2 separate regions of the Mus musculus genome follow, and region 1 is linked to region 2. The links are chromatin loops, found by intact Hi-C in ENCODE. Cell type or tissue: gastrocnemius. All regions are shown on one strand.

What was found. Hi-C counts contacts between places; a loop is a spot of excess contacts. Peaks named below come from ENCODE experiments on the same cell type or tissue, not always from the same donor. Only the 100,000 strongest peaks of a DNase experiment are listed, where the experiment ranks them.
Region 1: it touches region 2 in a loop (2.5-fold over the local background); 15 of 42 quality-filtered maps call a loop at or near these places.

Annotation. Positions count from the first base shown.
Region 1 is chr11:69,191,703-69,194,202 of GRCm38, forward strand. The region is part of intron 3 of Alox8 (arachidonate 8-lipoxygenase); the gene reads right to left. Among named protein-coding and RNA genes, the nearest start is that of Alox8, 4.9 kb to the right of the region's middle. In gastrocnemius, a CTCF peak has its summit at 1,306 (motif pointing right); a DNase peak (open chromatin) is centred at 1,325.
Region 2 is chr11:69,389,546-69,392,045 of GRCm38, forward strand. It overlaps Cyb5d1 (cytochrome b5 domain containing 1), which reads right to left. Exons shown (of 4, transcript NM_001045525.2): 4 at 1,632-2,500. Among named protein-coding and RNA genes, the nearest start is that of Cyb5d1, 4.6 kb to the right of the region's middle. In gastrocnemius, a CTCF peak has its summit at 1,028 (motif pointing left); DNase peaks (open chromatin) are centred at 214, 683 and 1,027; H3K27ac peaks cover 590 bases.

The DNA.
Region 1 (2,500 bases), 200 kb before region 2:
GAGAGAGAAGAATCCCTGCCCCAGGGGACCCTGGCCACAGCCAGCCCCCTTCTGCCAGGAGGGGCTCTCCTGAGACCCTCCCTTCTATGCTCACTGGGTTGGATAGAAGCTACATGTCCCCACAGGGAGACTTCTGAGCATATGACCTAACTTGGGTCAACAGGAGGAATGTGAGGTTGGAGCCCTGGGGTCTCTTAAGTGTCTGGATTATAGTGTGTAGATGTCGGGAACGTGACCTAGAAAGGAGCTTAACATTTGGTGTTTGGGTCATTTAAAAATTAGTCTTTTAGAGTTGAGGCCAATGTAGTGAGACCCTTTCTCTAACCAAAACAAAATTTAAAAGGCTGGGAATATGGCTCGCAGTAGAGCACCTGCCTAAGATGGACAAGGCCCTAGGTTCAATCTCCAGCATAAAAAAACTAAAACTAAGGGGCTGGAGAGATGGCTCAGCGGTTAAGAGCACTGACTGCTCTTCCAGAGGTCATGAATTGGATTCCCAGCAGCCATATGGTGGCTCACAACCATCTGTAATGAGATCTGATGTCCTCTTCTGGCCTTCAGGTGCACATGCAGAAAGAGCTCTCATGTATAAAATAAACTTTTAAAAAAAATCTTAAAAAGTAAAAATTAAACATCAAAAATTACTGCACAGCCTGAAAAGATGGCTCAGCGGTTAAGAGCACCGACTACTCTTCCAGAGGTCCTGAGTTCAATTCCCAGCAACCACATGTAATGGGCATGGCTCACAACTATCTGTAATGGGCAACCAATACAGTCTTCTGGTGTGTCTGAAGACAGTGACAGTGTACCCACATATATGAAATAAATATGGCAGGAGCAGCAGGGCTCGAAGAAAAAGTTCCTGCACTTGTTAAGCCTAACGTGTTTGACCTCCACATGCATATGATTGGTTGTGTTCATACACACATAACATGTAAAAAAATTAATTATAGGGAATTTTTTCTTTTTCTGTTTTTTAATTTTTGAGACAGGGTTTCCCTGTGTAGCCCTGGCTATCCTGGAACTGGCTCAGTAGATCAGGTTATTCTCAAAATCAGAGCTCAGTCTGCTTCTTCCTCCTGAGGGTTGGGGATTAAAGGCATGCACAACACTGCCCAGCACACATTTAAAAAAATAAATAAAAATAAAAATATTAAGATGGCCCTGGATATAAATTAGTAATGTGTGTTTACTCAGAATGCAAAAGACTTAGGTTCAATAACCAGTATTCAACAATTTAATAATGAAAAATGTTTTAGATTTGAGATTTTGATGTCAACGGGCAGGTTGCAATTAAAGTGTTCTGCCACCAGGTGGTGGCCAAACTCTTTGTCTCAAGCAACCCAGTACTGGCTTCATGTGGGGAATCTTGGTAAAATGGAGATTCTCACTTGGTAGGTATGAGGTGGGCCTGAGTGCTTGCCTTCTCTGACTGGCACCAAGAAGATGATAATGCTAGGGTTTGAAGCCTTACTTCAATTGTAAGTGCTGAGGGTCCACACTGAGAATAGATGGGGAACAATGCTAACAGCACACATTTAGGCAGGGCTTAGATTTCATGCTGTTGAGTACTTTTATTTTTGTAACAACAACACTTCTGCTCAAATTCTTGGCCCAAGAGGAACCACTCAGAATCATCAGGACATGGGAACCAAGGAACAGCTGGGGACAGGCTCCTTCAGGTTTCTGTCTGCTCCCTAGAACTGACCCTGTGCCACAGCTCTCCATACCCAAATTCATCCTGGAGAGAACTAGTCTCCCAGGAGTATTGACGCTCAGGCTTGCAGGAGGGACAAGCCACAGTTAGAGACAGCAAGACCAGCTAACACCAGAGATAACCAGAGGGTGAGAGGCAAGGGCAAGAACAAAAGCAACAGAAACCAAGGGTATCTGGCATGATCAGAACCCAGTTCTCCCACCACAGGGAGGAGCCCTGTATACTCCAACACACCAGAAAAGCAAGAGTGAATTAAAGTCACAGATCATGATGATGATGATAGAGGACTTTAAGAAGGACATAAATAACTCCCTTGATGAAATAAATACAGGAGAACACAAGTAGAAACCCTTAAAGAGGAAACACAAAAAAAATCCTTTAAAGAATTACAGGAAAACCCAACCAAACAGGTGAAGGAATTGAACAAGACCATTCAGGATCTAAAAACTGAAATAGAATCAATAAAGAAATCACAAAGCAAGACAACCCTGGAGACAGAAAACCCAGAAAAGAGATTAGGAGTCATAGATGCAAGCATCACCAACAGAATACAAGAGATAAAGAATCTCAGGTGCAGAAGATACCATAGGAAACATTGACACAACAGTCAAAGAAAATACAAAATACAAAAAGCTCCTAACCCAAAACATCCAGGAAACCGAGGACACAATGAGAAGGCCAAACCTAAGGATAATAGGTATTAAAGAGAATGAAGATTCTCAACTTAAAGGGCCAGTAAATATCTTCAACAAAATTATAGAAAAAAATCCCTAACTTAAAGAA
Region 2 (2,500 bases):
ATTCACACATCAGCTTTGGTTTTCAGTGTACCTCTAGTACCTTAGACACAGCTAGCCAGGTGTCCTGGGTGTTGTTTTTGCCACCTTGACACCACCAGAGTTATCTAGGAAGAGGAGCGTCAGTTGAGAAGATGCCATAGTAGGGCATTTTAAAATGAATGACTGGTATTGGAAGCCCGAGTCCACTGGGAGTGGTGCCAGCCCTGAGCCAATTGCTTAACAAGCCACGGGGAACAAGCCAGGAAGCAGCAGTCTTCCATGGCTTCCAGCCTTGAGTTTCTGCCCTGGCTGCCCTTCATGGTGGATTACAACTGTAAGCTTAAAAAAACCCTTTCCTCCCCAGGTTGCTTTTGATCATAAGACACTGGGCACGGGGGTACATGCCTACAGACCCGGGACTCAGGAGGCTGAGACAGAAGGATGGGGAGTTTGATGCCAGCTTGGATTACATAGTGCGACTGTCTCAAAACCTGCCTAAGTCAGTACTTCGGCCCGACCAGTCGTCTTACCCAACACTGGAGCCTGAGGCTGCAGCTTGGAAGATGTACTCTTTCCCCTGTGAAGGCCAAAGGGGACTAAATCTAGCCCTGGCCCAAAACAAAACATGATATCCTCCTTTCATCTCTAAAGTACACCTCAGGCCACACCCACCCGCCCCTCTAACAATGCTTGGCTACTCAGCCCCAGCCCCAGCTGTGCACACAGCCCCGTTCCAAGCCCGCCACTCACCCCACCCAATAAATGACCTTTTAAAAAAGATTTTTTTCTTAAAATGTGTACATGTAGATTACAGAACAGTCAATGTTCTTAACCGCTGTGCCATCTCCCTAGCCCCGTATGTGACTTCTTAAAGTACTTATGTATTTATGGAAAAAAAATAAAATCAGGCATAAACTTTATGCTAACAGAGTGGTGGTCATGCAGGTTTTCTTCCTACTGCCCTCCCGGACCTCCCCTCTGTGGCCCCTTCTAACTTCTCCGACGTTGGTGTCACAGCCCTACTATCCTCAATCTTTAGTCATTAGAGCCACCTGGTGGTCATAGAGGAAATCACAAGCAGATTACCCACAACTGGTCTTTTTTTTTTTTTTTTGGTTTTTTGAGACAGGGTTTCTCTGTCTGTATAGCCCTGGCTGTCCTGGAACTCACTTTGTAGACCAGGCTGGCCTCGAACTCAGAAATCCACCTGCCTCTGCCTCCCAAGTGCTGGTATTAAAGGCGTACGCCACCACCGCCCGGCTCAACTGGTCATTTTTGAGTCCTTGGCTCTGTGGCAGGAAAGAAATAAAACCACGCCTGTAGGTTGAGACCACAGAATAGGGCCAGGCATGCTTCTGTCTCTCAGTCCCACCTTGCCTTCAAGACACATCAGACCCACTAGTTATTGCAGATGAATTCTGAGCTCATTCAGTCGTATTTATTGAGCAGCAGCTATGTGTTCAGCAATGAGAATACAGAAAGGAATGAGGTTTCTGCCCTCATGAGCTTACAATCTAGCAGCCAGCCAGCCATTTTCACCCAGTCTACACAGTTTGTTTTTTGTGGGTTTTGTTTTTGTTTGTTTTTTTGTTTTTTCAAGGCAAGGTTTCTCTGTGTAGCCCTGCCTATCCTGGAACTCACTCTGTAGACCAGGCTGGCCTTGAACTCAGAAATCTGCCTGCCTCTGCCTCCTGAGTGCTGGGATTAAAGGCGTGCTCCACCACTGCCCGGCTCTGTCTACACAGTTTTAAAGTGATAATAAGAACATAGAGAAAATGCATACTGCTAAAGTGGGGCCAAAAAAGACAAAGAAAAAAAACTGACTAGTTAGGATTCTCAAGGTGCAAAGCAGAAGGGTGTGGTGGGCTGAGAACAGCTTCTCTGCTAACTGAGGCAGGAGGAGACCTCACGGCTTGCAGGACAAGGACTGTGAGGGGGCGAGGAAGGCAGGGCCTGACTTGCGCAAGGCTTCTTGAATTTAGGGCTTTATTCCAAAAGCACGAGAAACCCACTGAAGATCCGAGGCAGAAAGTAAGATACTTAAGTTTGTGAAGGCAGAAGTAGAAAATGGGCATCAGGAAGTTTCCCAGTACCAAAGATGGTTATTCTGTTAGACAAAAGGACGGATTCCAAAGAGATGGAGCTGATGAGTGCTTGGGTATACAGGGAAAGGAGTGTGTGTCTAACAAGAAGTTGTGAACAGGCAAGTGACCTCTGAGTCCTGGCGAGCCAGGGCTACATAATGAGTCACACACCCCCGACATGAGACACACCCCCACCCCATCCCAGGAAAATAATCTACAAGTGGGATGTCCTGGAAAAGAGACAAGCTTGGTCAAATGAGCACACCCCAGAGCATTCCCTCAGGATGTCATGGAAGAAACGGCTTTGGCTCTCAAATAGTTTAAATAAGATCATTTATGAGCTTACTAAATATCACGATTGATGGATCCAAACAATTTATGGACTCTTAGGTTGCATGGGACTAAGTGAACGACTTCAGCATCAGCAGATTAAGAAA